2 separate regions of the Homo sapiens genome follow, and region 1 is linked to region 2. The links are chromatin loops, found by intact Hi-C in ENCODE. Cell type or tissue: Caco-2. All regions are shown on one strand. Each heading gives the region's core, and the rest is flanking DNA. Links, peaks and the distances in the headings are about the cores only. Region 1 overlaps LINC02725 (long intergenic non-protein coding RNA 2725). Region 2 overlaps LOC124902789 (a long non-coding RNA gene).

Evidence for each region. A loop is a pair of places that touch in the nucleus more often than their neighbours do. Peaks named below come from ENCODE experiments on the same cell type or tissue, not always from the same donor. Only the 100,000 strongest peaks of a DNase experiment are listed, where the experiment ranks them.
Region 1: it touches region 2 in a loop (3-fold over the local background); 2 of 110 quality-filtered maps call a loop at or near these places.

What each region holds. Positions count from the first base shown.
Region 1 is chr11:128,148,803-128,165,687 of GRCh38, reverse strand. All of the region lies in intron 2 of LINC02725 (long intergenic non-protein coding RNA 2725), which reads right to left. Among named protein-coding and RNA genes, the nearest start is that of LINC02098, 52 kb to the left of the region's middle. In Caco-2, for the core only: CTCF peaks have their summits at 7,482 and 7,682; DNase peaks (open chromatin) are centred at 7,597 and 7,827; H3K27me3 peaks cover 186 bases.
Region 2 is chr11:128,441,522-128,458,406 of GRCh38, reverse strand. LOC124902789 (a long non-coding RNA gene) reads right to left here. Exons shown (of 2, transcript XR_007062948.1): 2 at 4,277-6,687. Among named protein-coding and RNA genes, the nearest start is that of MIR6090, 72 kb to the left of the region's middle. RefSeq lists enhancers at 6,106-6,285, 8,942-10,141. In Caco-2, for the core only: no CTCF peak of the experiment used is centred there; a DNase peak (open chromatin) is centred at 9,696.

The sequences.
Region 1 (16,885 bases), core at 2,854-10,853, 290 kb after region 2:
AAAGGCTGTACTGATTCTATTTCTTCCCAGCATGGATAAGCCACTTGCAAACACTTTCCGGTAGTGGAATTTTGAAGTTTTCTCCCTCTTGAATATGTAAGGCCAGCAAGGGAAACTCAAATTTATTTTGACAAATGCATCATTAAAGGAAAAAAAGCATTCACAAATATTTTATATTGATATTGAACATCTGAATGATTAACATTCATGGTAGAAAAGCCTTCATTGCCCAGTCCTGAGTTATGAAATGATCAGATTAGTTATTTGCAACTTTAGACAATGTCACTCAAAGGAAAATAAATACGCAGAAAGCTATCAGCACAAATGGAAGCTAGGCCATAACAAATCAGGATGAAGGGAAGAGGGTTTTCCTTCCCTTTATTTCCTCCCTGAAATCCTTTACCCTTCTATCTACTAGTAATATGATTATTCCTAGGAACGCCACACACACGCACACACACTTCAGTATGTGCACACATACAACTGCTTCTAAAAGAGAGGAACTTTTTTTTTTTAGACAGAGTCTTGCTCTGTTGACAGGCTGGAGGGCAGTGACATGATCTCTGCTCACTGCAACCTCTGCCTCCCGGGTTCAAGCGATTCTCCTGCCTTAGCCTCCTGAGTAGCTGGGATTACAGGTGCCCGCCACCACACCCAGCTAATTTTGTGTATTTTTAGTAGAAGCAAGGTTTTGCCATGTTGCCCAGGCTGGTTTTGAACTCCCAAGCTCAGGCAGTCCGCCCACCTCAGACTCCCAAAGTGCTGGGATTACAGGCATGAGCCACCATGCCTGGCCTAAAAGAGAGGATCTTTTAAGGAGCTAGTGCAAGTACTGGATCTGTTAGTGTGTGAAGCTATTTGTCACTTTGTCCTGACTGTGTGACTGACGTGTGTGTGTGTGTGTGTGTGTGTGTGTGTATGTGTAATCTTACAACAGCAGGCTGTGTACACTTTAAGGCAACTTTGGGGTTCAAAATGAGAAGCAGACTTCTTAGTTTCTTTTGAGTACTTCCTTTTGTGAAGAGGGAGAAAGAAATACAGTATTTGTCACCCAAGTCTCAGCCTCTGACAATAGGGAATTGTTCTTTCAATCTAGTTTCAATTGTCCCAAGCAGTAGGATTTCCTTTGCTCTGTTTGGGGAGCCAGTTTAATAAATAACCCTTTCTACATGCAAGCAAGCATTTCGCTCAAGTCTAAAGTCTTTTTGTTTGTTTTATTTACTTATTCCAAATTATACTTTCAGCACTCTCTGAAGTATTATTATATCTATATGGTTATGTATGTTAACAGTCAATGAACAACCAGAGACTTTTGAATTCTAATCTGTTTTTCCCGAAGTAACACAAAGGGATTTTGAATGGTAATGAGCTTGCCTGGGTAGAGATGCAGTGCAAACATAAAGCACTGGACTCTGAGGTCATCATGCATGAAGACTACAAGCAAACGCTGACGGAATCCGCTGGAGGACCCCGTGTGGACCCCAGAAGTGAGAGCTTTGATGACACCACATGACCCTGTGTTTGCATAAATATATTCATAGATAGGGAATTCCTGACTGTGAGTAGAAATCACAATTGCTGGGGTAATGTGTATCATTATCTCTGCTTCTGCTTCCTTCTCCTTCAGATAATCATATGAACTTTCAACAGGCTGCTGCACTTCTAAAATTATTAGAGCAGGCCAGGCATGGTGGCTCACGCCTGTAATCCCAGCACTTTGGGAGGCCGAGGTGGGCGGATCACCTGAGATCAGGAGTTTGAGATCAGACTGCCCAAAATGGTGAAACCTCATCTCTACTAAAAATACAAAAATTTGCCAGACGTGGTGGCACACGCCTGTAATCCCAGCTACTTAGGAGGCTGAGGCAGGAAAATCACTTGAACCCAGGAGGTGGAGGTTGCAGTGAGCTGAGACTGTGCCACTGTACTCCAGCCTGGGTGGCAGAGTGAGACTCTATCTCAGAAAAAAAAAAAAAGAAAATTATTAGAGCTAAGGTACATTGTTAATTTTGGTATGTTTCTAATTTTAAAAATCTAACCCAGTGGCCATGCAGATACCTTTTCAGTTATCTAACTTAGTCACTTTTCAGACTAACAAATATGTAAGAGTGAAGAAAATGGGAATGTTTATACTGTTCTGGAAAGGAATTTAATAATATTTATTAAAAATTTAAAAACATGGCCTTAACCTTTGACCTCCAAATTCCTCCTATAAGAAGTTGTTGTAAAAAAGACAGTCAAGACTACACTCAAAGATTGGCATCTTTTGCAAATTTATTTATAATTAAAAGCAAATGTTGACATAGAAACCAACATAAAAGAATCAGTTAAATAAACAATGGTGCATCACTTGTTGGAATATTATGGAATCCTCAAAAAGAATTATATTTCAAAAATATTTAATAATGTAACAATACTATACAATTTTAAGTTTTGTAAAAGTAGAAATGCTTTTGGAATATAATTCTAATTTTAGAAAGTGTATGACACATTTCTATGTTAATAACAGCTGAAAGTCCAATTTTGGGCCTATACTGGTTGTCAGAAAAAAATGAACAAACTAACTTACTTACTTTTAGGCAAGCCACATGCTCCTAGGGCTCACAACAAGATTCAAACCATTTGTTTCTTTCCTATGAAGTTCATCTTTCAAATTATACTGTGTTCACTGCAGAGGGCAATGAGATTTTCCTTCACATTTGAGAATCCCTTGGTCTTTGAATCTCTTTCCTCTCTCACTGATGGTCCTGCTTCACCCTGGAGGAATATCTGGCTCATGTATTTCTGGATATTATACCTGGCTCATTTTAAAGGGGTGGCATTGCATTGCTTGTGATAGTTTTAGGTTTCATAGCCTTTTTTAAGAATAAATTATCTCCAGACAAACAAGCATTTGTTTTTTGCCAGTATTCACCACCTCTAGCTATCTTATTCAAAATCCTTTTTCATATGTGCAAGAAAAAGAGAAGAAAGAAAATGTCTACACATGCAAACACACACACACACACACATGATTGAAATAATAATACTCAAAATATTAGTAGTTATTCCTTGGCTTGAAGATTATAGGTGACTTAATTTTCATAGTTTTCTGTATTTTTCAAAAATGAACATATTTTATAAACATGAAAGGATATTTTTCTTTAAAAAGAGTCCATTTAAAAGAGAATATATCAATCTTCAAACTGCAAAATATTGATAACATTAATTCTCAGTCTGTCTTCTTATATGTAACTGCATTAGCCAAGTTATAGATTCAAAAAGACTTGGTGACTAGCAATTAATATTTTTTAAAAACTCATGAACCAAAATATCCATCCCAAAGAGAAGCTGGCTAATTAATAGAGTGTTCATAGCCTCTAAATTAGATAGGCATAAGATATTGTCTCTGATTCATTCCATTTAATATTAACAGACTATATTTAATCAAGAAATCTAGTCAGCAGAGATGTTACTTTTGACATCAAAGTAAACCTACCGGCAACAGATCAAATTCCAGCCATGTGAGGCAATTGGATTTTGGAGAGGCAGACATGTTTTTATGCTACTAGTTAATAGTGAATCTCCCTTTTGGGGGTTGTAGAAGAGCAGCTTCAGGGAGCAGCTGTCTTCTGGGACAAAACTGACAACAGCAACACCATGAAAAATCCTGGCCTTTAGTTCTTCAGGGGTGAGTTCATTGTCATTTAGATACATCAGTTAGATGGAACTCAATAGACTGCATTCAATTAATCAATTCTCTTGAGAAGATAAAGTATAAAGTAACAATCTAAGCTTTTGGTTCAGAACCTTTAAGGTGTCACTCACCATGATTGAAGCTGAGCCAGAAATGTCAGCTTTGCTAATTAAGTCTTTGCTGTTTCATCTACTTTTCAACTGACCTGGCAAATCTGAACTTCAGAAGATGATAAACTATGACCAACACTGGGAATTCATTTTCTTAAAGCAAATTCAGGAGGTGTGAATTCAACCCAGTGATGAATATGTCTTTCTCCTTCCAAAGCATCATCCATACCAAATTTTACAATTTGGCATCTGTTTTGACAACTCTAGCAAGCAATCATTTTGACAGAAGACCATCTGTGTTAAGCAGCATGCACAGCGTCTACATGAAACAGAAAGGAACAGAACAGTGCCTAGGAACAGATCACTGACTAAAATGACCCTGGAGTTTGGTATTTAGAATCTCAGGGGAAAATATATGGCAAGAGTTGGACATTTGAGGCAGATTCCTGTCTAGAATGGTTTCAAGGGCTAACACTCTCCCTTGAGGACTGAAATGATGAGAAGGAAACATTTAATAAAAAGTTACCAGTACTGGATTAAGAAATTGGCTCTAGTCCTTTCTCTTCCATTAACTACTTGTTACGTAGCTACTTGACCTCTTGGTATTCTGCTCTTTTCTGCATTAACGAGTTGTGTGTTTCCTTGCGTAAGTCCCTTAGCACATGTTTGTCTAACAGGCTTCACAATTTCTTGGAATTGTCTATCCCTCGCTTCCATGCATTTCCCAGGTTCACTCCAGACAATGAGCCTATCAGTCACATGTCTGGTAAAATTTCATTGCCTCAATTACATTCTTACCCTTGTGTTTGGAATAGAGACTAAGATATTCCAACTCAGAATAATCTATTCTCTTTGAGATATAAACTGAGATCTCTTGGCAAGAGCCATTTCTCATCACGTGTACAAGGAACTGGAGAAGACTATTCTGTGTAAAACAGAGAGTAAAGTAGATAAGCAGATAGTAAAGACAGTGGATAAAGAGAAAAACTCAGATAATTTACTTAAATTCACTTGTTCTTGAAGCCTAGCCTTACTTATCTCCCTGGGTTTTAGGAGAAATTTTAGTATCCTCATTATTCATTGCCTTTTTTTTCTTTTCTTAAGCTACTTTGTCTTTTACAGTAAAAAAAAGCTAACTAATTTAACACTTTGTAGGATTTTGTTCATGGATTTACTGCTATCTTTAATTGGATGTATCACTTAAGAATATTTGGTTCTCAACAAGGAACATTAATGATCCTAGTACAAAATCAGGATGCTGAATTATATGAGTTCTGTCATCCTATGCTGTTCTAACCTATAAGTCTATGTCTCTATTCAAGGCAGATTTTGGTTTTAGTTAAAGGGGAATACAAAGACAAGTAATAAATCATTTCTGTCCTTACAGATGAGTGGTAAGACATCTACACAAATAGCTATAAAAATCCACCAACTCTTGATGCCAACTGTAAGAGAAGCTAAAAAACAGAATGTGCCTGCTACATTCTGGCATCACTAAGTAATTCTGAGTCTTCATACTTATGTCTGATTGTAGCATCTATAATAGCAGAAATTACAAATGAAAAATACAATTGAAACAAGTGCTTCGTATTTCTATGCAGCTGGCAAAATCTGCCCCTCTTGGATCCAAAGCTGGCTTTGCAGGGAGAATTAAATATCTGATTGTTGGTAATAAGAGACCTGACTGAATTGGATCTTATGGTCCATAATAACTTAAAGACAACAGTCAAGGTAAAGACTTAAATGGGTAATAATGTGCTTAGTGACAGTTGTTGGAGCTAAGATGGCCTTTGTTTTCCAGTACAACTTCTCCACTCACTGTCTCCTCAATATGTTTTCAATCTCCCTACACTGGTATCATTGCTCATGTAGTTCCTTCCATAAGAGGTATGTCCCCTGATCCATAAATCCATAAGAATCAGCTGCAGCTTCATTTCTTTTTTTTATGGAGTTTTGCTCCTGTCACCCAGGCTGGAGTGCAGTGGCGCGATCTCGGCTCACTGCAATCTCTGCCTCCCAGGTTCAAGTGATTCTCCTGCCTCAGCCTCCTGAGTAGCTGGGATTACAGGTGCCTACCACCAGGCCTGGCTAATTTTTGTGTATTTTTAGTAGAGACAGGGTTTCACCATGTTGGCCAGGCTGGTCTTGAACTCTTGACCTCAGGTGATCCACGTGCCTCAGCCTCCCAAAGTGCTGGAATTACAGGGGTAAGCCACCGCACCCGGCTGCAGCTTCATCTCTTGAAGAAAGCTTTTGGCTACTTTGCCATGCAGTGATTTTTCCATCTTCTGAGTTAAATGTATTTTATGTTTTCTCATTTCATTTGAAAATCATGTGGTGCCTTCTTCCATCTTACGTGAGGATGATGCTAGCTACTCTAACAAATTCCAAAATTTGAGTGACTTAACCCAACAGAAACTTATTTCTTGTTCGTGACATAGTCCATTGCAGATTTCCAGCCATTAGGTGTTTTTCCTCCACGTGATGGTTCAGGAACCCAGGCTTCTTCCGTCATGCTCTCTATAAATAGTCCCAAGGCCTTGGAGTCTTCTGTATGCATCCAAAAGACCAGAGAAGCCATCCTATCTTAGCCTCAAAATGACAAACATTTTTCTCATTTTGCATTGGAACAGAACTAGTCACATGGCCTCACTTGCAAGGGTGATGGGAAATGGAGCCCCTGGCTAAAGGGCTCCTTCCAAGGGCAATCCTTAATTACGGAGGTGGAAGCTTGAATTTTGGTTGATGGTTAGCTTTGTCACACATTTTATATTCTTAATTCTCTCTCTGAAACATTTCTAATTTCAGTCCTTAAAATTCTTGATGGAGACGGAGAGCTGTTATGCAATCCGTCTTAATTATGCAATAATTTTATGCAATAATTTTAATCTCCCACAGCATATACTACTACCTTGAGCATATTTTGTTCTCATTAAGTGTCTTAATTGGTTTGTACTGAGTTAGAACAGTATACCAGAATTACTGCGATGCCAACTTCCCCCAAAGTGCCTGCATATTACTCTCTTCTCTGGTTTGTTTACTCCTAGGTAGGAATAAATAAGTGGAATGAGAGAGTTCCCTTTACAAATGTAATGTTGTACTTTACTCAGTGATACTTAGTCCACAGACATTGTGGGATAACCACAATGAACCAAACATCATGCCAAATGCTTTGGTAAAAGAAACAAAAATCTTATGGTCCCTGACCTTAAGGAGTTTGGCAAGACTGATGAGAAAAATCTGTAATGAACTTGCAGGCTGATAGACCCATATGTACAGAATGGAATGGACTTTATAATTTGAGCACAGAGGGGAGGTCTGTCTCCTTATAGTTTGATCCATTGAGATGAGCTCTACATAGAAGCCCTGAGATCATTCTTCATCCTGATAAAATCAACAGTACTACTATTAATAATAAAAAACAACCTGGTATGCACAATATGTTCTATCAAACATTCTCAAGTGTATCACATATTCTCTCATGTGTATCATGTCGTTTGCTCCCCATTACAACAATCCTTTGCAGTAGATGTTGTTTTCATTTTGGTTTGGGAAATTTAAAAAACTGAGGCTCAGGGAAAAGCGAACTTCCTAATATTATAAAATTAATAAATAGTGGCACTTGGAGTTGTCCCACTGACTGTTGCATGTTTTGTATTTATGTATCACACACTTTTTCTTCCCTTAAGCTTTTGGCGAGAAAAGTCAAAACGACAGAGCCAATGATTGAAAACATCTCTGTGCCCTCAGAGGTCTAATGAATGGGTGGGTTGGCATTTACAAAGCCACATGTACCAGTTTAGACCACTAGGGGGCCGTTATCAAATTGCTTTTTCCAGTGAGAGTGCTAACTAGTACCTCAACTATGTGATTCTCCGGAGACCCCAAAATATCAAGGATTGAGTTAGGGTCCAAAATTACCAGCTTTTCTTGAATATAGCAAGAGTTCAGATAGAGAGAGCCCTTCACTGAGAGTACAGAGTTCACAAACAGAAGCTTGGAGTCCATATTGGCTCCAGACCATCTTGCCAATAACAGAGAACTCTGTTGAAATTGAGCGCTGTTACAGCTCCACCTGCTGGAATTTTCCTAAACCAACAATTGGAATTTCCACAGAAATTTACTAAGTGTGACAATCCAAGACAGAATTTAAAATCTTAGTGTCAATCCATCTCTCTCTTCAAAAGATTTGCAGTAACACATGTGTGAAATAAGATAATGTCCCATGGAAAAAAGAATAGTCACAAAAAGTTATCTTACTTTCCATATGTGTAAGTATAGCTTTTCATGTGGTAAGAGATAACTTGACCTTAAATGTGCAATTTTAGATGAAAATATGATAAGAATAGTCTCTATTTTACTACCTAAAGCAAAAGTGGAATCAGTGATGATATAGAAATGCAATAACCTCAGAGTCCATAAAGCTGAGTATATTTATACAATACATTGATCTGCAGAGTATTTTTATCTTCATCTCTCTTCTATGGGCTCAAAATAAAGGTCAAATTTAGTCTTCAGTGAGATTTCCAGGGAGAGCTCTCCCTTAAAGATCTGCAGTCAAAACTTGCTTTCATGTTCTTTTTCCCTCCTCATTCTTTTCTTTTCCAGATCTTTTCACCCCCTTCGTTTCCACCCCTATCCTCCCATAAACCTGGGGCAAACTGTAGTCCATGAGCAGCAATACCAGCAACGACATCTTGGATTCGTTAAGAGCTTTGCAGATGAGCTCAAACTCATATTTCATCTCATTCCTGAAGTCATCAGATTCAAGCTTGTCACATTTTCTGAACACAAAGCTCCAGGCATGTTTTATTCATTATCTGTTCTCGTCTTTGAGACAAACACCTGCAACCCATTTCAGGGTCGAGAGACATTCATGAAGTTTCAACCCACCATGCTTAGGTTTTCATATTTCTACTTGGGCCAGGAATGTCAGAGTGTCATGGTTCCTACAGCCACTTAGTAGCCTCTCTAAGTCCTAGGGCCAGTTGCTCATGAAGGTGTCCTTGCTGTTGGCATTTGAGGGCAAAGTTGAAACTGACATAGGGACAATCTTTTATCAGCTTTTTACATTGTACGACTTAAGCTCTAAGCCATTTTCTTAAAATGCTTGAGGACGTTGGCATAGAACCCAAGGTAAGTAATGTTGAACTGAGTGTGCTGCCCTGGTGACTGTTACAGTGTTCTACATACACAACTTCATGCCTCATTGATAATGGGGATTAGTGATTGTAACACTGTGACTCACAAGATGAAAGCCCGAAGTCTAGTTTGGTCACTGGCTTCTAGGTAACCTTGGACAGTGGTTCTACTTCCCTGCCATGGTATATCTACTGTTGAAGAAGGATACTTGTAAACTAATCAATCATCTGCCAAAAAAAAAAAAAAACCTTTCCTTATCTAGTGCTCAAAAGAGAGCACATGGAATAGATTGTGTGTTCCCTCTAGAATTTGTAAAGTAAGAAATGAGCAAATACATTCCAAAAATACGCAATAGAATAAGTCAGTGGTAAAAGAGAAATACATCTCAGATCTTCTGATTCCTAATCCACTGACGGAGGAGAAAACACTGTTCTTGTGATGGCGTCTTCCTTGACGATAAATAATTTAACACTTTTAAAGTAATTTGAAATGTTAGAAGAAAAACAGAATTGGTTTAAAGTTTAGAGATTAAAATGAACATACACTAACAAACTGCATCTCAGCTTTCCATATATGCTTATCTTTTTGTACTCTGACAAAGCTATTAACTCACAAATTAATTAACCAACTAAACAAAGTCAATATAAAAATAAAGGGACAACGGTCCCAGAAGGTTAAAATGCAAGGTACTTGCACAGCAAAATTGCCAGCAAATACCACTCCTTTTTCTTGAATTCACAGAAAAACAAATCTGAAACTAAGTTAGAAAGCAATTGGTCAGTCAGCCAATAACCAGGATACCAGGCCTGGGACCTCCTATAGAGTCATGCCATTTCAGAAAGGGGTAGGATCTATGACAAGCAACAAACAAGAAGGAGAAGTGAGCCAGCAGACCATAAAGGGTGATTTCACTCCATCTCAGTTTATATTCTGATGATTACGTTCTGGGCAACATCAATTTCTTCCTACTCACCTGCTGGAGGAGATAAACATCATGGCCTGACACATACTCTACCTTTTCAACCATGACTAATCTAAACAGAAACATTCACAAAAGTCCAACCACTTAAGAGGTGTTTGTTGAGGGCATATATTGGGATTTAAGGGTATACAAATATGTGTGCGATATAATCTCTGTTGACTGGTAATTTACACTCCATTTGGGTCAACACCAGTTCCTGAGAACTTAAGCAGTAGTAAAGAAAGGGACCACTATGCAAAGGGGGTTATAAAGGATGTTAATGATGACAACAAAGACCACAACAGGTTGAAAATACATGGATTTAGAGGAGGGTACCTGTGGGCTACAGGGTTTGAGAAGACTCCTAAAAGCATTCTGAGTTGGGTGTTGAAGGTTAGGTAGGAGTTGGCTGGCAAGAATAAAATCCAGTTGTAGGAGTTAATAGAAAAAACTAAAATGTCAGTTGCAAGAAATGCCATGCATGGAGATGAAAAGGTAACATTTCTGGAGCCAGTGGTTCAGACATACATGCTGATGGCTAAATGTGTCTGGGGAGCCTCACTCTTAACTCGATTGGTTTGCTGGTTAGCTGCAGAAATTTGCACTTATTCCTTACTGCCTCTCTTTTATTTATTGTTCTAATCACTGGGCATAATAGGAGCCAGGTCATCGGAGGATGGTGCTGTGACAGCATAATGGGCTCTGGCTTTGAAAATAACATCTCAGTTTCTCCAAGGCCCCTTCTTTGGCAGCAGGAGACCATTAGCTTGTCATTGTCCAGCCCTATTGACATTATCTTTTAATTGCCCCCAAAGACCCATCTCCGAGGCAACATGTGTCTGAGATTTTCGGAGCATTGGAGATTTTGGACTGACATCCCAATCCATTTTATCATTTAACTTCAGAAATTCTAAGGGGAGAAAATGATTAAAGAGTTTAAAAAACTAAGAAGAACATTATGGGAAGATGTACGGAAGGCTGTATTCATGACAACAATTAAAGCCAAAGTAAAGTGGCAAGGAAAGCAAGTTATTCTGCAAGAATTCTAGGAACAGATGTGCATGTCTATATGTAAAGACAAGTACACTGTGTTAAATAGAATATTCAAGACCAAAATCAAATGTCTGAACTGAGTATTTTTGTAATTTTGTATAGGGCATAATGAGAGAAGCGGATGTTGCCAAGTCCTGAGAATATTTGCTGTGCCCCCAACTTTTCCTCGGAGACAGATATCTATGTCTGGGTGGTCTTTTCTGTGGCTCCATTGTTTCTGTCAAGTGTCTAAAGTGTTATTATGCCCAGGAAGATGGCCAGCTGCTTTCTATGTACCCTATGGACAAAATAAAGTAAATAGGCTGAAACAGTGTGATGAGTGTAGGTGAGACATGAAAAAGCAGTTTTGGACCATGCAGCATTTGAAATCTAACAGTCAAAGAAAAGGGACATTTCACTTTGTTAACAGCTGGTGCTGGTCTGGGAAGGTGTAGGTGTAGTCTGGTTGGGACCCTTCCGGGGGTGTGTGAAGGCTGCAAGAGGGAGGGGATAGAGTTTCCGGGCAGTCTAGGCAGCGGTGGGATGCGCTGTCTCTGGATTAGTGACAGAAGGAATCGATGCTGCTGTCAGGGTCTCAAGTCCAGGATGGGAGATGGAATCCCATCCCATGGAGAGGGACTCAACGTCTTTGAAGGTCCTTTCTCTCTAGCTTCAGGCTTCATCACCTTAGCGGCTGTGAGCTTCCCCTGGAAGTCATTGGAAGGAAAATGGACTTTGCATAAATATGTCTTTGTCCATGTGCAGTCTTTGGGCGCACGTCAACAAGGGCAGCAAGGCAGCCATTTTGCAATATGCCCTCCTCCTTGCCTGGCTCTGCCCATGTTTCCAGCTCACAATAATATCCTGGCTGCCGGCCCCTGATGAAAGCCTCTCCGGGCCTTTCCTGCAGCCTGCCTTCTTTCCCTGTTGCCCCTCCTCTCTTTGACATTCCAGAATCCTCTCCTTCCTGTTATTGTCCTGCTCATTTCTGATAAGATTATGTTTGTCCCTATGAAGAGGAATTTTTCTTTCCTGTACATTAATGTTTTTCAAAGACACACTAATGAAAAAGATCTCTATCCTAATGCCAGATAATTTATACTAAGTGTTGAGGGATCTGAGAGAGGAATAGGAGGCCCCAAGAGATGGGGAACCCAGATTCTCCTTTAATCACTTGTGAAACACTTGACGGCCTATCACCAACCTTCTGATTCTGATTTCCAAATGCAGTTTTGTTTTGGCTACAGAGCAAGGAATTGTATTTTACAAGCTGGAGTTCACAGTTCAGCTGCACAGAAGGAGTCAGAAGATGTGAGTTCCAGCACTAACCCTGCATTTGCATTTATTTGCTTACAGAAGGTTTGTGGGCCATATCTAGCCTCGGTGCCCTCATTGTAAAATGGGGACATTATTACCTACCTACCTTAGGGTTCTTGTGAGGGTTAGTGAAATACCATATCAACCATGCTTCATAAACTGGAAATATAAATAAAAGGTAGTTTGATCACCTAAACATATATAAATTGTGACTCAAGATGAGTTGCATGAACTCTAGGAAATAGGCCCCATAAAGAGTGTTAGAAAGTTTAGGCGCTGTCTTCATCCTCATAGTCGGCTTCCAGCCTGTTTGAGCTCTGCCAAATGGAAAATGGACCAGAGTGATCATTTTATAGATGACAAAATTGAGACCCAGAAAGGGAAAAAGAATTATTCACATTGGTATTTCCTTCTTTTCTTTTCTCTCTCTTTTCTTTCTTTCTTTCCCTTTTCTTTTTTCATTTTTCTTTTCTTTTTCTTTTACTTTATTCCTTCCCTCCTTCCTCCCTCTCTCCCTCCTTCCCTCCCCTCCCTCCTTCCCTCCTTCCTCCCTCTCTCCCTCCTTCCCTCCCCTCCCTCCTTCCCTCCTTCCTCCCTTCGTCCCTCCCTCTTTCCCTCCCTCCCTCGCTTCCTTCCTTCATTCTTTCCTTCCTTCCTTCCTTTGCTCTGTTTTTTTCTTTCCATAGGAATGTATATATTTTAGGTGAACAACATGATGTTTTGATAAACATATACAAAGCAAAATGATCTACAGCGAAGCAAATCAACATATCCATCACCTTCCATAGTTACTTTTTTGTGTAGTAAGAACACCTAAAATCTGTTCTCTGAATAAATTTTCAGTATACAATATAATATTATTAACTATAGTCTTCATGCTGTGTATTAGATCTATAGACTTAACAGCAAAACCAGCACAAGAATTCAGCCAAGATTTGAAATACCTGGGTTAGATTCTTTTCAATCAAATTTGTAGTTTCTCCTACTGGAAATGAGAGTATTGTGATTGTTTCCCCACTCTTTTTATATGTTAAGGCAGGATCTTGCTTTGTCACCCAGGCTGGAGTGCATTCTTACGATCATGGCTCAGTATAGCCTCAACTTCCCAGGCTCAAGAGCTCCTCTTGCCCCAGCCTCCCGAGTTGCCAGAATCACAGGCATGCACCACCAGGCCCAGATAATTTAATTTTTTGTAGATATGGGGTCCCACTATGTTGTCCAGGCTATTCTTGAACTCCTGGACTCAAGTGATCCTCCTGCCTCAGCCTTCCAAAGTGCTAGAATCTAAGCTGTGTTAGATCTAAACTAAATAGGTCATGGACCTACTGTGGGCTCTCTAGCATGAAAACAAAGAGGTTAGATTTAAATCTGCAGCCCTTGTATTTCATTGCCACTGCTAATCTGCCAAGCTGACTGCCTTGTGATCTATCCTCCTGTTTAGGGCTTGACAGTGCTTCTGTTGACTCTGCTTATTTATCCTTCTTTTGGCCCTGACTGAGCCATTTGACTTGCTGGTGTGCAGTTGCAGCTGGAGGGCAGTTTTCTGTGGCCCATTTGTCAGTGGTTCAGAGAATTTAACATCCCTCAGTGCAATGACAGATTTTGCCACCTCACCTGGAAATAATAGAAAACTGTTTCCACAGACCCCATAAGCACATAAGGAAAGGCCATTGAAAGCTTATGATGAAAGTGAAGGTGAATATTTGAAAGACCTAAGAATCCTCAAAAAAAAAAAAAAAAAAAGGATGTAGAGCTGTGGTTCTCAAACTTGGATGCACACTAGAATCATCTGGGGAGCTGGGGAGATAGCCCAGGCCCCAACCTAGATCAGTGGTTTGCCCACTTTAGCACTCATCTGAGGCCCTCAGACAGCTTGTTAGAACTGGCTGATAGGCTCCACCTGCAGAGTATCTGGTTCAGCAGGTCTGTGGTGAGCTCTGAGGATTTTAAAGACTAACAAGTTCCCAGGTGAGGCTGCTGATCTGGGGATTTTACTTTAATAAACACTTCCCTACACTAATTACGTCAAAATTTCTGGGTCCAAGATCCAGACATCAGCACTTTGTAAAGCTCCGTAGGTGATTCCAATGTGTAGCCAAATTTGAGAAGTGCGGAGAGAGAGCAACTCAGATACCAGAACTAGTAGCTATGACAGACCTTTCCCATTTCTAATCTTCTCAGGAGGATGCATCCTAAATGATTTGATCATTAAGTGACTAGGTATCTGCTTCTGTGGAATGTGCAATTTAACTCGAAGGACACTACAAACTCACCACCCCAAAAATATTCCTTCCTATGCTTCTTTCATCCTCTCCCCTTTCCTTGACTAGTTACCTAAGCTTCATGGGTCACCTATGCCTTAATCCCTGTGTCTTAAAGACATTGCAAAGGTCAGCCTGAGCTCCCTGATGGATGCTGGTAGGAGTGAGTTCAGAACCCAGCTGTATGTTCCCACCTCCCCTCCCTGTGCTCTAAAGACACTTCTGGATGAGAGAAGAGAATAGCAGGGTAAAATACCACCAGTCACAAGCTTGTTCTTATGGTTTTCAGTAGCCCCAATCACCCTCAGAGAACCAGAATCTCTGGTCATGGGGAAACTTTGCATTAAGCAGGGAATAAATTCTCACCCTCTGGAGTTAGTGGGATGATACGTGGTAAGATGAACTCAGTAGATGTTAACCTGATATTTAATCATGAGTTACAGCGAGTTAATATTAGTTTATCTGGTATATGACCAAGCTCATTATACACATGTTCTTATTCAATTCTCACAGCAACCTTATAAGACAGACATTAGGTTTCTATTTTCTAGAAGGGGGCACTAAGTTTCAGTGAGATGAAATAGTTAGCCAAAGGTCATAAAGCTGGGCTTCCTACTCACATCCGACCTGCTATACCATTGAGTGTTAGTGAATCCTGTTCAAAGCACAAGATAGCGGGGAATTGAGCAGGGAGCTATGGCATGGCGGGTACTGAAGCTAGAGCTATTTTTGTTAGAAAAACTGTTAACCAGGTTCAGGAAGCAAGGCCAGGAATGAAAAGGAGGGCACTGCTCAGAAGACCATGCTTCTGACTTCATACTTTGGCTTCAGGCCACCTTCCTCCACTGCAATAGTACCTGTGCAATGAAAAATCGAATACAACGAAATTTGTAAACATATTCTCACTAGCTAAAGATGTTGCTAACATGATGTAGCAGTAATGTATGTATATACACGTGGATGGGATTGTAAAATCTAGAAACATGTGCAAATGCTGGTTTGTGGCTTGTTCTTTTGAAAATTCTGTTTCTATTTCAACCTAAAAATTTTTTCATGTTGGCAAATATTTTTCTAAGGTATGATTTTTAGTGAGTGTATTTTATTATATTATATGCATGTGTTATATTTAACCAATTTCCTATTATAGGAGTTTAGTTTTTATCCATTTGTCCTTTTTATAAAACAAAGTTATGACAAAGATTATTTACACAAATATCAAATTCTACATTCGTACTTTTTATGTAAAATTCCTCTAAGTTGAATTTGTGGGTGTTATGTATGCATATTTTTAAGGTTTTTTGATACCTGTTATTAAATTGCTCTGTAGAAAGTTTGTTGTTGTTGTTAAAGCAGTTTCCCACCTGTGTTGTTAGAGGGTGCCTATTGTTGCCAACCTTGAAAACACTGGATATTCACACTTTTAAATATCAATTGTGTAGGTAAAAATGGTGCTTCATTAGAATTTTTTAAATCAGCATCACATTCTTTGAGATAATTAAAAAACAAATTTAACCACATAGGCTTTCTCTATTAGTCATAGGTTTATCAACCCCATTGTAATGACGAATCTTTGTTAAATATAATTTAGACACGGTAACCACTGAGCCACACTTTCCCTTTATGCTAACTTCTATCTTACCTCCTTGATTAACTCTGGACTTTCTGACTTAGAACTTGTAGAGTGTCTGTGTGTGTGTGTGTGTGTGTGTGTGTGTGTATGTGTGTGTGTGTCTTTGCAGCGGTGGGGTGTCACTTCCCCAAACCCTTCATGTTTTGGAATTGAAGAAAAGAATATTTTCTGCTTAGGAAAAGCAGCATTTCTGTTTGGGTCCTCATTCCTCTACAACCTCCCACCCCCTTGTTAGCCACCTAATTTGCCAATTAACCCAGGCATTCCTGATTCTGGGGGTAAAAGGCGAAACAGAGAGCCATGCAGACAATATATAATACCCCCATGAGGGCATCAGAATTTGACAGCCTTCAATAGGTTAATTTTTCAAAGTGGTAAGCTGATATTTCTGTATAAAATGCACATCTGCAGGGTAAACGGTATTAAGTGTTGGTGAATTATGGTCCCAGCCTAGGGGTCACTTGAGCCTCAGTGCTACAAGTACCTTAATGCTTTTTTGAATGAAGGCTCCACTAATTGTTTCCATATGATTCTCCCCTTGTCCCTCCTCCCAGCCTCCCTCACTGTCCCCACCCCTTCCCCACTTGCGCTTTGGCACACACAGGAATAATGAGCTATGAAATTGTACCATATTGATTGGGGACTGATCTTACAATAGAAACTGCCATTTTCCCCTGGATTTGCTTTGACTCTTGAAGTTCAGACACCTTTGGGGTCAAGTCTCAGAAGCCCTAAGCCTTCCCCCTCTGCTCCCTA
Region 2 (16,885 bases), core at 4,716-12,715:
TTGAACATCTTTAGTGGATCCTGTGGGAAATGAACAGTATTCTTGTGTCCACCACTGATACTAATTTTGCTCTATGGCAATTTGGGCCCTTCACATCCATCTCCTTGGCCCCAACTCTTTCACTGGGGCTGAAGATTGGGAATAATAATATCTGTCAGAACCCCTAGCAACACATGCCATAAATAAAATCATGTTTATAAGTGCTTTGGAGGGGAGTGCTTAGGAACACCTCATGCATGGTGCTTTTTCCTTGTTGCTGAAACTGTAGAAGGTGGATGTTTTTAATTAACACCAACATTTGCAACATGAATCCCAGCTCACAGCTGGAAAGAGAATTTTTGCTGAATTGTTCACAAAGAGAGCTCTGTTTTTGGAAAATCTGTTTCTTCAGGCCTGGAGCTTGAGGTTTGCTGAGTACATGTTAAGCACGGACTGTGTGGTCTGGTGGTCAGGGAGCAGGACTGGCCGCGAAGAAGGCTTCAGCCCCTCAATCCTGGTCAAGCCACCACCACTCACTGGGAGACTTTGGGAAAAATGGCTTCAGGTCCTTATATTTTGTTTTTAGTTTTCAGCTGCAAACCTGGGAAAAGCCACAACTCCTGAGCCAACCTGAGGCCACATTTGAACTCTTCTCCCGAATAAACAGCACACAGAGAATAGGTTTCTGCTTCAGTCAAGGATTCAACCAGAGAGCTTTTCTTCAGTGCCAAGTTGCAGTTATCCCTCCAAGTACCCGACTCAGTGCTCACCAGGGTCAAAGATACAAGACGTACTTGAATAATTCAGCTTAGGCTTACGCTTCTCCCACTAGGAGCCAGAGTTCAGATGAGGAGCCCTCAGGCAACCGGGCTTTGGTGATTCCTCTTAACAATACTGCTGAGACCACAGTTGAAGCTGCAGTGATGGGGGTCTGTAGAGGAGACAGTATCTTCAAAAGCAGTTGCAGAATTTGGGAGGATCGGGTAAGGTGAGGATAGAAGGAGACACAAGGGAAAGAGGAGGTGATGGTCACACTCTGTAGATTTGAACAGCTTTCAGAAGGTGATGGGATAAGAAAATTAACCAAGTCTACTCTGACTCGACTGCTATAACTTTGGAGCAAGCTGCAGCACCCAAGACAAAAAGAAAAGAAAAACAAATGGATCGGCAGAGGTGTATGAATGAAATGTAACTATTTAAACCTAAAAAGGAAAAGGATTGTGATTTGTGCTTTGGGTACAATGAGGCAAACAATGTGAACTAGAGGTCACACTCAGGCTGGTTCCATGCCATAGAGATGTGCACTTTTGCCTTCACAGTGTAGGAACCCCTTGCCCCACGCAACCCAAAAGAAGAATGTACCGTAGTAGGTTAATGGGATGTCTTTGGATTCTAGCATATTCCTTCATAGCAACCACCATGGGCACTGAACTGAAGCTGCCTCCTTTAGGTGCATATCAGTCCCCTATTTTAACTCTCATAGGTCAGGCCCACACATTGACATTCCTGCCTTGTCCCTGTAGAATTTAATTTTGTGACCCCTGTGTAGATATCTATCCACATTCCATGTTTACTTGGCATGAAGCTCATTTTATTCTAGAGCCTACGGTGGAAGAGAGTACAAGAGGTCATCAGGTTCATCAGAGAACCATCTGACTTCTAAGCCCTGTTCTTTCCATGATGCCGTATTGCTGGCATAGAACGCTGAAAAGTCTCTTTTGATGATGCTGGCTGATGGCTCACCAGCTCTGGGAGCCACAGGCCTGGTTACTAAGGGGTACGTTTCACACATCAAATATGGGACAAGGACAAAGTCTTCTTTCAGTACGTGAGCCTTTTCACTTCCATACTGCTGTTTGGCCTCTGCTTTTCCCCAGGGGCTGCTCTGGAAGATGGTTTGCGACTCAGTTCTAGTTGTACAAAGTCCCTTCTCTGGCTTGTATACAGGGATCCTTGACCATCCTCATGGCTGGATTAAGGACCTGGCCCTTGCATTTATGGGCATATTGGCTCGGCATGCTGCTGGCATCTCACTACTCTGTGAGATCCCTCCATGCCGTGAGAATCCTCACCTAAATAATAGAAGAGAAAAGCATTCCCCTGGCACTTTTTGCAGTGAGGCAGAGATTCAAGGAGTCTGATAAAGGCAGTTGTTGATCAATTGGTGAAAATGCCACAAGGTTTGAACTTGAGGAAAAAAAATTTGATAAGAATTTAGAACCCCAAATGAGGGGGTAAAGTGGCTCTGGCCTCTCTGTCCCTTGGTCAGTGCTATTTCCTGATTTACTCAATGTTCCAGTCCCTTTCCCTGTTTCCACTTTCCTGGCAAATGCTTCTGCCCTGGGAAAGCCAGTTGCATCAGATTGCCTGGTGTATCTCAATGTCCTGACATCCAAAGTAATGATGGCGATGATCATCTGCCCACAGCAACCTAGGGAATCAACAAAGGCCAGGCTTGTGGCAGGCTGCAAAATCCCCAAAGCCCGTTTGAGTTTACAGTCCTATCTCTAATCTCTCTGCCCTGCCACTCAGACTCTCGTGCTCTCTGGACGACAGCATTTCTACAGAGCTTTGATGTCAGGTCAGCCCTGGTCATTCCATGTGATACAATTTAGCGGCACAAGGATGTTTTCAGCAGCCTCTTGTGGGAATTAGTGAGGGTCAAGATAGAGTCACTACCTTCTCTCTCTCCACTCCACATGGTCAGCCTGAGCCACTGGCCCTGGGCAGTAACAGGCTCTTTTTAACCTTTTTATAGGCAAACCTGTAATTTAAGCTGTGACTCTCCTTGTACCTTGTCAAAGGCTGTCCCCCAAATGTACCTAGAAATAGCACATGTACAGGTATACTCAAAGAAGTGGCAACTGTCTTTGCAAACCTGAAAAGCTAATGATGAGTACTGGGTTTGGTCTGGGATTGCCTCTGTGAAACAAGGATATTCCTAACTTTAGAAGAAGAGATGGGACTGGGAGCTTCCAGATGGTTTTGGAACTGTGTTGTGTTCATCAGAAATAGTCATTGTTCTTACAGATCTCAGGGGAAGGCAAGTTCAAAACTCCAAGTGTGATTGAACTGGGGGACTCCCTCTGCCAATCTACTTCTCAGGTAGACCAACTTTGTTCCATTTGTTCTGCCTTCCATGGGAATAAGGAAGTTTGCAAATACAGTGCAGCCAGTGCACCTGTAATGTGAGAGGCTTATCCATATTTGAGGCAAGGTAAGAATGACGGTGAAAACAATGACTAGTGTGACCAGTGTTTAGGGGTAACAGATATTTCATTCAAATATCTGTTTTCTCCATGGCCACGTTTTCATCATGATAGCACAGAGCTGTGCACGAGAGCCCAAGCGGATTTATTTGCTTCACTGGCTAATCATGGAACACGGGTGGGCTGAGGTGAGTGTATGAACTCAGCAGGGTATGGATGGAAGGCGGTGCTAACTCTGGGCACAGATTTCCCATTTAGAGCAGGAAGGGACCAGGTGTGCCATGTGCATGATGGTGGCATGTGTTAGCTGCTCTAGGAACCCATGAGTGTGGCCTCTGTGAAATCTCAGATCAGAGCCCTGATCATAAATTCCAAATAGCCTTCTCTCTGCAACTACAAGTAACAGCCCCAAACCTGAAGCCCAGTCAAGAAAGACAATTAAAATAAGAGTGAGCACACATTCTGGTGTACCTGGAATAGTCTCAGAGTCCATCCCTTGTCCTGGCATAATTACTCAGAGCAGTTCCTGTTGGTCGTACGATACTTTATACAGTCTCCTCATTAAACCCAGTAATGGCCTAGAGGATGATGAGAAGAAGAGCAAATGCCAGAATTCTAAAATTCTACATTTTAGAGTCAAAAGAGACCTTAAAGATTATCTGGTGCAACCTCTTCAATTAGGCATTCATGAATTCAAGGTTTAGAGAGGCCAGAGGACTTGCCCAATGTCACCTCATTAATGACAGAACTGGTACTAGAATGCAGATCTCTCTCTTCCCAGATACCCTTAGCCCTGTCTCTAGTCCCACACTGTACTAAATTTCATCCGATTTCTAGGGAATGCATCCTGATTTAAAGCCGATTTCAGTTGATTCAGTATTGATCATGATAATCATTTCTATTAGTTCTGATGGACACAAGAATCTGCTAAATAATGGTGCTTAGGCTGGGAACAGGAGACTAAGAAAGTTGGATCACTGGGTGGTGGAAGGCCTTATCTCTCTCAGTTTTTAGAAACTGAAAATGCAGAGTCACTGACATCTCACTTTACAGAACTATAGGATGTTATATCTAGAAGGTGCCCTACATAGTGACGCCACCAAGCAAATTTATTCAGATAACAAACATCCCTTGAGCACCTGCCGTGTGGTTGGCATTGGGTTCAGTACAAGGGAAACCATAAGGAAGAAGGTAAACACACTTTTTTTTCCTTCCGTCTACTTCCAGTAAATTACAATTTATAGACAAATAAAGGGGAACACCATCCAGTGAAGTAACAATATGATTTGACACATAGGAGGAACCTAACCTGAAGGAATGTGTGGCCTGCAGGTGAGTAGCAGTTAGTTAAGTGGGGAGGGAAAGAGGTTCCAGTGGTGGGGAATGCATGTCCAGAGGCTGAGAGGTGAGAAAGTGTGTACACTGATGGAGAAACTGGAAGTAGTTTTATGGATCTAGAGCACAGAGTGCAAAAGAGTGTGGGTGTGAGGAGAGGACAGCAAGAATGTGTGGAGATGATCCAGGGCCCTGTGGGCTGTGTGAAGAGTGACGTGGAGTCCTGAGGCTCTTCCAGCAGGCTAAGTCACATGATCCGACCTGTGCTTAGGAAAATCATTCTGACTGTGGAGCAGAACATGAATCAGAGCCAGACAAGGGTGGAGGCAGGGAGACCAGTTGGAAAACTGTTTCATGCTCAGAAGAGTTGCATGCAAGAGAAGCAGCTATGGCACATCAGAGAGGTGTTGAGAACACAGAATCACTAGCCCTGGGTGTCTGGTCGGTGTGGATGGGTGGTGGGCACTGTGCTAGGATGTAGACCTTGGGTGGCATGAAAAGGCAACAATCAAAGTCCCTGTCCTTGGTCTCAGTATCATCAGAGTGTAGATTTTAGATCCAGAGAGAACCTTAGAGGTGAATTCCAGTGTCCTCATTGTATAGACATGGGGTTTCAGGTTAAGGGAGTTTCAGTGATTTCCATGAGATCACATTACTAACCGGTGACAGAGACAGAATTAGAATTTAGGTGTAGTAACTCTAAAGCCAATCCTATGCATTTAATGAGGGTTGGCAGCTTGTTCTTCCAAACACAAGAAAAAAAACAGCCCCTTCCTTTCTTCCTTCCAGCCCTTCCTCCCTCCTTCTCTCTCTCTCTCTTCATTCCTTCCTCTGTTCATTTGTTTGTTCCTTTCTTCCTTCTCCTCTTTCCTCTGGGGACAAGAGCTCTTGGCTTAGAGGAATGGACAGACCTCCCTGCATGACAGCCATAGGCCCTCTCTTCTAATCGCGATCTGTCTCTCCTAGGAGCCCTGGGCATCTGCCTCCACTGCGGCTGTAATTGGAAAGAAAGAAGGTGTTCATTTCTCTATTTCTCTGCTCCAGCTGCTGATCCTCAGTTTCCCCCTAGAGCTGTGTGAGCCCCCTTTGCCAAGTGACCTCTTCACATTACTTCTGGAATCCTGTTTTGGACAGAACAGGTGCCTGTCTGACTAGTACTGTCATACCTTCCAGCCCCAGCTCAGCATTTCTTGCCACTTCTGTACCTTGGTCTCACACTCCTTCTCCTGGGCCGATGGCCACCTGCTTTTTAAATAAATCTTTTGTATTATTCTAGTCCTTGGTGATTCTCCTGTCTCTCATTCATTCCCTTTACTCTCCATCTTGAGTTTCCTCTCTTTGTGTTGCACATCTTGTATTCCTAGAGAGGAAATCTAATAAGCTGAAGAGAAAAGGCAGTCACCTTTAAGACTGTAAAGTAGGTTTTAAATCCTACGTTTTAAATTTTAAACCAGGTGGTAAATCCTGGCCCTGCCATTGTTGAGCATTGTGAACTTGGGTTAAGTTATTTGACTTCTCTGTGCCTGGCTTTTTTCATCTGTGAAATGGGGATAAAAGTACCAACCTTGCAGGACTGACATGGTGATTGCCAATTCATCTGTGTTGGTGCTTGACATTTAGTAAGTGCTATGTAAATGGACTCTATTAGTAAATCTGAAACTGCAGTTCAAGAAAGTCTTTTTCTCCGTTTTTGAGAACTATTTTTTCACTGGACTCCTGGAACAAGAAAAAGACCTCAGCCTTCAGGGTGAGGACTCTGGAGGGCCTGTCTGAAGAGAGAGGAGTGTCTGTTCCCCGCCTTCCCAGCCCTGGACGGGCTCTGGTGCCAAGGCCTCCCTGCCTGCTGCGGCCCTGCTTGCTATTGCAGCTGCAGGTGGGCAGAGCGGCTGGCTTTGGGCGTGGAAAGGCGAAGGCCGTTCCGGCCAGCTCCAGGACTCAGCATTTTCCACTACTCCTCGCTCTGTTTGTTTTGCTCTTCGGGCTGCCCCCGCTGAGCGGGGACTTCTGAATGATGTCCAACAGCAACGCCGGGTCTGCCCGAAGTCCTCGCCCACTCTGGAGCTCCCAGCGCCTCGCGTCTCCTCCCGTTGGCAGGCGGAGGGAAGGGGGCCCGGCCGGCCCATGCAGAGAGCTCTTGCACAAAGTACCATTGTATGGGGCTGGTCTGTGGGAGACAAATGAAAGGGATTTCAAAATCAACAGCAAGTTATTTTTATCCGTGAAAAGGCTGAAATGCCTTTCTTTTCCATCTTGGAAAACAAACCTTAAGGGATCATTGTGCCGCAGAGTGTTTTCATTTACTCTGGTATTTGAGCATTTAGGAGAGAGGCTTCTGAAAGACCTGGACTCAGAAATAAAGAAATCCAGAAAACTGGGCTGCCGCCGCCGACGCACCCCTCCCCTAGGCAGGAGTCCACCGGGGATGGCCCAGAACGCCGCGCTCATGTGGCCCCATGCTTTCGTGCCTTTCTCTTGCCCTCCAGAGTGGGCACCTCCTTCCATCCACCCCACCCACCGGCTCTCCTGTTCACTGGCCCGCTTTTCTCATCCAAACTCTTAGCCTTCTGCATCTGAGTGGGGTCCAATTCAGGAATATGTGACCCCTTCCTGTAAGGCAGGAGTCTCCAAGGCGGGGACTGCCCGCTCCAGGAATTGCGCAGAATAGAACACGAGATAAGGGAAGAAACCATTAGAGCTTCTATTCATAGGTACTTTCAATCTAAAAATGGGAACTACTTTTCTATGTACTAATATTGAATGTATATATGGACCCCGGTACCCTCAGACTCCCACGAGTCATTTGCATCCGTGCGAAGCACTGTGAGGAAAGTGAAATTCTGCAAGGTGGGTGGGGGAGGTCCTACTGGTGCCCTGATTTCTCTTTTAGCATATTATGGTGTTTTATATATATATATATATATATACTTCAAGTTCTGTGATACATGTGCAGAACGTGCAGGTTTGTTACATAGGTATACAGGTGCCATGGTGGTTTGCTGCACCCATCAGCCCATCATCTACATTAGATGTTTCTCCTAATGCTAGCCCTCCCCTAGCCCACCACCCCCTGGTAGGCCCCGGTGTGTAACGTTCCCCTCCTGTGTCCATGTGTTCTCATTGTTCAACTCCCACCTATGAGTGAGAACATGTGGTGTTTGGTTTTCTGTTCTTGTGTTAGTTTGCTGAGAATGATGGTTTCCAGCTTCATCCATGTCCCTGCAAAGGACATGAACTCATCCCTTTATATGGGTGCATAGTATTCCATGGTCTTGCATAAACACAGTGAGTCGATTTACAAACCATATTATCCCATTTTAACCGAATCACTTTTAAAAAATGGAAAAGTGTCTTAAAAATTCTTCTGTAAGGAAACTGGAGATTGTTGACAGCAGGAGCAACTCATGCCCAAGAAGGTAAGAAGAATGCCATATCATTTCTTCTACTCCTGGAACAAATTATTTGCCAGCCATGTATTGAAGCTAAAACAAAAGCAATTTAATTAGATTTCACAAGATCTGGCCAAAAAGTTTTCCAAGTCATGAAGACTACATTAAACATGGATATATATTTATTGTCATTAATGATGATTAGTGCTCTGGGGTATTATATTACCAGGCAATGCTAACAGATATTAGCTAGTGCGTGGAGTTTATAAATAAATAAATATGTCTGTATTGAAGGTGGTTCTTAAAAATGTTTACTGATGGGAGTATAGGGTCAGAAAAGTTTTGAAATGACTGCTGTAAAGGAATATTTGCTGAGGGCCAGCAAGATTTCTGCTGGTGGTGGGAAAAGCCCAACATTTGCAACAGATAAAAATCAGTGTTTAAATTCTGACTCTACCACTCAAGTTTACACACTCAGTTTACTATGTGACTTTGGGAATACATGTAACTTTTCTGAGCCTCAGTTTCCTCAAAATAACAATAGTGACACTTACCCCACAGATCTATTGTGAGGATCAGTGAAATACTTTCTATTGAGGGTCCAGGGTAGAACTTGACATATAGTAAGCAATGCTCAAGAAGTGTTTGACTTCTCCACTCTCCCCTTGCTTCTGCTGGGAAGCTAGGGAAGAGCTGTGGGCTCAAGATGGAGCCCATTCTTGGCAAAAGCCTGCTGGTGGGCCCAGGGAGCTTCCCTCATGACTGAGAAGGTCAGCCTGGATTTTCTAACACATCACTAATGGCCTGTTCTTGGCTCTAAGAGGAGAGGACTGTGTGTGTATGTATTTAAAACCACTTTGGGTAGGCCTTCCTGGTGGCTTCCTAACCAGTATGAAACAAACGGTTATATGTTGGTTTCAGTCCAGTTCCCAGCAGACAATCTTTTTTCAAAAAAACGTATGTGTCAGAAGGTATCACACAACAGGGCCACAACTGGCAGGAAGTAGCCCCCCATTATGCAACTGAGCCAAAGTTCTCAGAAGTGAATGAGCCATGGAAAATTAGAACCCCCCACTGAGCCTGGAGCTTGGTCTCTGCCAGAACATTTGGACAGCCAAGCTATGCTATAAAGAAGGAAAAAAGCAATGTGTATGTATCAGAGGGATGGGGTTCAGTTCTTCTAGTTCCTTTCCCAGGCTCCCATTTTGCACACAAGGATACAAGAAGGATGCTGAAGACATCCTAGTGTGAGAGCCTCAATCTTCCTCTCTACCAACTCTGATCCATATTGCTGCTCAAACTGGGATTCATATTCTCTGGACAAAGCCACATGCAGGCTCTGAGAGAGCACTGACCAGCTTGTATATATGGAGGTCATTACGTGTCAGACTCCCCATTCTCAGCAGTGCTTCAGGCTCCAGCCTTAATCCTAGATCCACTACCCCCTTGCAGTTGGTCCTGGGAGAGATTTTTGGGAGTCAGAGACTCCATTCCAAGCTGAAAGAACTTGATCAATGAATGTTTCCTTCACAGTTGTAAACTGGGAGATGAAGGAAAACAAATGAAGCTGTTAAAGGCCAGGGCTCAGAGTACATTTTCGGAATGGAAAGAGACTATATATAAAGAAATAGCAAAGGAGGAGTGAGCTGGTCTGACTGCAGGGTCTTACCTGAACACAATTCACAGGGAAAACTGCTGTGGCCCATTGCTCCCTGAGCAACCTCATGGGTGTGCTCTCCCACAGCCCATTCCAAACAGGTGACCAACCTGTGAGTCAGGCTTGCCTGGGCTGGAGGCAGCTGATACAGGGAATTCACCATTTCCATTCCCGTAACCTGAAAGCGTTGAACTTTGGTCTCTGAGGTTTCACTCCGACAGGGGACAAAACAACCCTTGTTTTTATAACTTGCCTACAGGTTATAAGGAAGGAACACTTTTCTTCCCTCTCCCACCGGCTGCCATACTTGGTCTTAGGTTTGTTTTTTTTTTTTTTTTTTTTCCTCTGAGCCACCCACCTCTTTCCTTGTCTCAGGTCAGACTTTCTTGGGTTTCAGATTAACTGTGCTTGATTTGTGACTCTGACATTTGGATAATTCACTTTCCCATTTTAATAGTTAACTCCCAGAGTCCAATGTGCCAATTCCTATGCTCGTAGACAGTAATGTATTTCTGGGATTCTTCTATCCTACCAAGCATTCTTTACTCTCTGAATTTCAGAAATCCGTCTTGAGGGCTTAATTCTCTTAGAATCAAAATACCGACTTCAGAAGCAGGCAGACCTAAGATCAAGTTGAGGGTCCTTGGACACATAACCATAAGTCTGAATCACTGTTTTCTCTTTTGCAAATGGGATAATACCTACTTGATAGAGTTGTTATATTGTTTAAATAGAATCATGTAATAAAGTGACTTTTAAAGGACCTGATACATGGCAAATGCCCAATAAATATTTGTTTCCTCTCCTTTATCCATTCTACAAGGTAGAGAGTCCCCCTTAAATTGTTTCATTAAATATTAGTTTTATGTATTTTTAAAAGGTTATATATATTGAAAATTTAGATAACATGAAAATATTCAGAAGCCAATTAGAAAACTACCTGATATTCTTCACTATTGAAATTTTAGTATAAATCTTTTCAGCATTTAATTATGTACACATATATTTGATACCAAACATGATTTTTATAGAGGTAAAATTGATATACAGTGATATGCACAGATTTTGAGCAGTTTGATGAATTTTAATAGGTACATTTGTGTAAGCAATACCCCAGAAAATTCCAATATCCACACCCTACCGTCAATCACTATTCTGATTTCTATTGGCATAGTTTTGCCTGTTCTTGAACTTTATAATTTATGGGCATTGGGTATAGTACTGAAAGGTTTTGCCTCAATAGTAAAGCAAAATTAGCCCGAGAGTAAATGCTGTTCTGTTCCTGCCAAATAAAGCTTAAAGGCAAGACTCGAAAGGGTCAAACTATTTCCAAGTAACTTAACTCAAGAGTATTTTTAGGAATACAAAAATATCCACCCAGTCCACAATGTCTGGCATCCAATAAAGAATTACCAGGCATACTAAGAAGCAGGAAAATATGACCCATAATGAAGAAAAAAATCAGCCAGTTGAAAATTTCCAAGAAATGACACAGACGATAGAATTAGTACCCAAGGACATTAAAAGAGAGTAACAATTTCACATGTTGAAGAAGCTAGAGAAAAGACCAAACATGCCAAATGCGATACAAAAGACCTAAGTCAAAATTCTGCAGTTGAGAGCTATATAACATATGACATGAAAGATACATTGGGTGGGATTAATGGCAGATTCAACACTGTGAAGTCCCAGCATAGAAACGACCCATAATAAAGCACATATAAAATAAAGGGTGCAAAGAAAAATGAGCAGAGTGCCAGTGAGCTGTGGGACAGCTTTAAGTCTCTGAATAAACATCCAGTTGGAGTCCCCAGAGAGGCAGGGTGTGTGATAGAAAAAAAAAAAAATGGAAGCATTATTAATGGCTGAAACTATTCAGAATTTGATTGAAACTATAAACTCACTGATCTAAGAAGCCCCACAAACCCCAAGCACAAGAAACATGAAAAAAAATATGCTAAGTACATCAAGTTGCTTAAAGCCAGTGATAAAAAAGAACTCTTAAAAGAACTCTTAAATGTCTTGAAAGATAAGATATTTTACATACAGAAGATCAAAAGAAAAAATAACAGATTCCTTGTCAAAAACAATTCAAGGAGGAAAACAGTGCATAACATCTTTAAAGCAGTGAAAGTAAAAAAACAGGCAACCTAGAGTTCTATACCAAGGGAAAATAATCTTTTGAAACAAAGACTTTTTCTGACACAAAATATTAAAAGCTTTTATCACCAGCAGAAATATACAAAAAGATTATAAAAGACATCTTTTTTTTTCTTTCTTTCTTTCTTTCTTTTTTTTTTTTTTTTTTTTTGCATGGTCCCATGTTTTTTTGGAGAACCTTTTTCTTTTTTTTTTTTTTTTTTTACTTTTTTATTTGTTTTTATTTTTATTATACTTTAAGTTCTAGGGTACATGTGCACAACATGCAGGTTTCTTACATAGGTATACATGTGCCATGCTGGTTTGCTGCACCCATTAACTCGTCATTTACATTAGGTATTTCTCCTAATGCTATCCCTCCCCCTGGCCCCCACCCCATGACAGGCCCCCATGTGTGATGTTCCCTGCCCTGTGTCCAAGTGTTCTCATTGTTCAGTTCCCACCTAGGAATGAGAACATGCAGTGTTTGGTTTTCTGTCCTTGTGATAGTTTGCTGAGATTGATGGTTTCCAGCTTCATCCATGTCCCTACATAGGACATGAACTCATCCTTTTTTATGGCTGCATAGTATTCCATGGTGTGTATGTGCCACATTTTCTTAATTCAGTCTATCATTGATGGACATTTGGGTTGGATGCAAGTCTTTGCTATTGTGAACAGTGTTGCAATAAACATACGTGTGCATGTGTCTTTATAGTAGCATGATTTATGATCTTTGGGTATATACCCAGTAATGGGATCACTGGGTCAAATGGTATTTCTAGTTCTAGATCCTTGAGGAATTGCCACACTGTCTTCCACAATGGTTGAACTAGTTTAAACTCCCACCAACAGTGTAAAAGTGTTTCTATTTCTCTACATCCTCTCCAGCATCTGTTGTTTCCTGACTTTTTAATGATCACCATTCTAACTGGCGTGAGATGGTATCTCATTGTGGTTTTGATTTGCATTTCTCTGATGACCGGTGATGATGAGCATTTTTTCATGTGTCTGTTGGCTGCATAAATGTCTTCTTTTGAGAAGTGTTTGTTCATTTCCTTTGCCCACTTTTTGATGGGGTTGTTTTTTCTTGTAAATTTGTTTAAGTTCTTTGTAGATTCTGGATATTAGCCCTTTGTCAGGTGGGTAGATTGCCACATTTTCCTCCCATTCGGTAGGTTGCCTGTTCACTCTGATGGTAGTTTCTTTTGCTGTGCAGAAGTGCTTTAGTTTAATTAGATCCCATTTGTCTATTTTGGCTTTTGTTGCCATTGCTTTTGGTGTTTTAGTCATGAAGTCCTTGCCCGTGCCTATGTCCTGAATGGTATTGCCTAGGTTTTCTTCTAGGGTTTTTATGGTTTTAGGTCTAACATTTAAGCCTTTAATCCATCTTGAATTAATTTTTGTATAAGGTGTAAGGAAGGGATCCAGTTTCATCTTTCTACATATGGCTAGCCAGTTTTCCCAGAACTATTTATTAAAAAGGGAATCCTTTCCCCATTTCTTGTTTTTGTCAGGTTTGTCAAAGATCAGATGGTTGTAGATGTGTGGTGTTATACCTGAGACCTATGTTCTGTTCCATTGGTCTATATCTCTGTTTTTGTACCAGTACCATGCTGTTCTGGTTACTGTAGCCTTGTAGTATAGTTTGAAGTCAGGTAGCGTGATGCCTCCAGCTTTTTTTTTTTTTTTGCTTAGGATTGACTTGGCAATGCAGGTTTTTCTTTGTTCCATATGAAATTTAAAGTAGTTTTTTCCAATTCTGTGAAGAAAGTCATTGGTAGCTTGGTGGGGTGGCATTGAATCTATAAATTTACCTTGGGCAGTATGGCCATTTTCACGATATTGATTCTTCCTATCCATGAGCATGGATTGTTCTTCCATTTGTTTATGTCCTTTTTTATTTCGTTGCGCAGTGGTTTGTAGTTCTCCTTGAAGATGTCCTTCACATCCCTTGTAAGTTGGATTCCTAGGTATTTTAATCTCTTTGTAGCAATTGTAAATGGGAGTTCACTCATGATTTGGATCTCTGTTTTTCTGTTATTGGTGTATAGGAATGCTTGTGATTTTTGCACATTGATTTTGTATCCTGAGACTTTGCTGAAGTTACTGATTAGCTTATGGAGATTTTGGGCTGAGATGATGGGGTTTTCTAAATATACAATCATGCCATCTGCAAACAGGGCCAATCTGACTTCCTCTTTTCTTAATTGAATACCCATTATTTCTTTCTCTTGCCTGATTGCCCTGGCCAGAACTTCCAACACTATGTTGAATAGGAGTGGTAAGAGAGGGCATCCCTGATAAAAGACATCTTTCAAGCAGAAGAAAAATGATACCAGATAGAAGTCTGATATACTGGATAGAATTAAGAGCCTTGAAAAAAAATTATGTAGACAAATATATTTTCTCATTTTAAACATTTCATTGAAAACTTGGTTTTTTAAAGCAAACACAGAAACAATGTAATATAGGTCTTATTACATATGTAGAAATAAAAATAATATGTATGACGACAACAGTAGTATAAAATTCAGGAGACAGAGAATGGAAGTACATTGTTGCAAGGTTTTCTAATACGCATGTACAAAGTGGTATAATGTTACTTGAAAGATAACTGTGATAAGTTAAAGACGTAATCAATGACACTATATCAACCACTAAAATAATACAACAAAGGATATACGAAATATTTTTAAAAGTATAATTAACCCAAAAGAAAGCATAGAGGAAAAAGGGAACAAAGAATAATAGATGGAATAAACAGAAAAAACTAGCCAGCTGGTAAATTTAAAACCGATCATATACATATTCACATTAAATACAAAAAGTTTAAACACTTCAAAGTCAAGTCAGAGGTGTCATATTGGATAAAAAGAAAGACTCAACTATATGTTACCTATAAGGAATGCACTTTAAATATACAAACATATTAAAATAAAAAGATGAAAAGTTATATACAATGTTAATACTCATCAAAATAAAGCTAATGAGGCTATATTCATATTAAAAAGTAGGTTTTAAAGCAAAGATTACCAGGGATAAAGAGGGCCATTTAATAATGATAAAGTAGTCGCCTCATCAAGATGATATAACAATCCTAAATATTTACACATATAATAACTGAGCATCAAAATACATGGAGCAAAACTTAAGGAAAAACAAACATATTCACAGTTATAGTCAGAGATTTCAGTAATTGATAGAACATATAGACAGAAAGTCCATAAGTATTTAGAAGATTTGAATAACACTATTAACTAAATTGACCTAACTGACAATTACGGAACATTGCACCCAACAACAACAACCACCGAATATACTTTTTATTTAAGTATTAATGAAACATTTCCCAAGAGAGACCATATGTTGAATGAGAAAACAAATCCCAGTAAATTTAAAAGGAGTCAAGTAATAGAAAATCTGTCCTACAGTAACCACAATTGAATTAAATCAGAAATGAGTGTATCAGAAAGATATCTGGGATATCCCAAGTAGTCTCAAGATAATATTTAAAATAACTCATGGATCATTGACAAAATCAAAAGAGAAACTGGAAAGTATTTGGAACTCGATGAAAATGAAAACAAAATACAAAAAATATGTGAGATGTAGCTCAGGCAGCACTTAGGGGAACATTTATAGAACAAAAAGGTTTCATATTAAAAAAGAAAAACATCTTCAAATCAATGAACTCAGCTTCTGCCTTAAGAAACTAGAAGAATAAAAGCAAATAAAACCCAAAGAAAGGAAAAGACATGAAATGATCAGAGCCAAAATAAATGCACTGGAAAACAGAAAAACAATTGAAAAAAAATCAATGAAATCAGGAGATGGTTCCTTGCAAAACTCATAAAGATCAATAATCTTCTAGCTAGACTTATTAGCACAAAAAGAGAAAAGACAAACTACCAATATCAAAAATGAGAGAGGGGGCATATCTAGTTTCTAAAGATATTAAAATATAACAAGCCAAATAGTACAAACTGTATTATTGCAGTTATATAAAATTCTAGAAAAAAGCAAATTATTCTGTCCTGAGAGAAAACAGATCAGCAGTTGCTGAGGATGGAGGTGCAGGAATAATGGATTATAAAGGGACACAAAGAAACTTCTGGAGTTGATTAAATGTTTGTTATTTTGATTGTGGTGATGGTTTCATGAGTATATACGTATTCAAAAGCTGATCAAATTGTACATTTTATACATGTATGGTTTAATGTACTTTAATTATACCTCAATAAAGTTTCTCTGTAATGTCAGCAGTGGCTGATTAGCTCAGTTGGTTGTTGTCCAGTGTTAATGAGGCCAAGACCACAAGCTCAAGTCATTCATAGCCCAGTTAGCTTTTCTATTCCCAGTAGCAACAAAATGCACCTCTATTTTCCTAAAATTTAAGGTCATTGGGTTAGAGTGTGAATGGCTCAGGGAAACCCATAACCACTACAAGGAAAAAATAATTTCTCGGAGTAAATTGTTTACAGATGATGGATCTTACCAGATTCTTGGTTTACAATGGTGAGCACTGTTTCTTGTTTTCTCTAAAATGGTTTCTAACTAATCCCACTTAATTCTGTATTTCACTTTATCTCTTAACATTAAAGACCAAATTAATCGACACATTAAGAGTAACTATTACTTACATAAGTACATATAAATATTTTCATGTCATTTCTTGGCATCTAAATATCTGTTCTTCCTTTTCCTTCTTTTAAATAAAATTTAAATAGTTTCACTGCGGTATAATTGATACATCATAAGCTGTGCAAATTAAAACGCATAATTTGATAGGGTTTAACTTATTGTACACTGTGAAACTATTACCGCATTAACGCTAATGAACACATCACCCAAAGTTCCCTCTAGCCTTGTGTAATCCCTTCCTCCCACACAGCCCCCCATCTCCATCTCCTGTCCTCAGACAACTGATCTGAATTCTGTCACCATAGATTGGTGTATTAGTCTGTTTTTGCACTGCTATAAAGAACTACTTGAGACTGGGTAATTTATGAAGAAAAGAGGTTTAATTGATTCACAGTTCCGCAGGCTGTACAGGAAACAACCTGTACAGCAGACTGGGAGGCCTCAGGAAACTTACAATCACAATAGAAGGTGAAGTGGAAGCAAGCACCTTCTTCACGTGGTGGCAGGAGCAGAAGAGAGAGAGAGAGAGAGAGAGA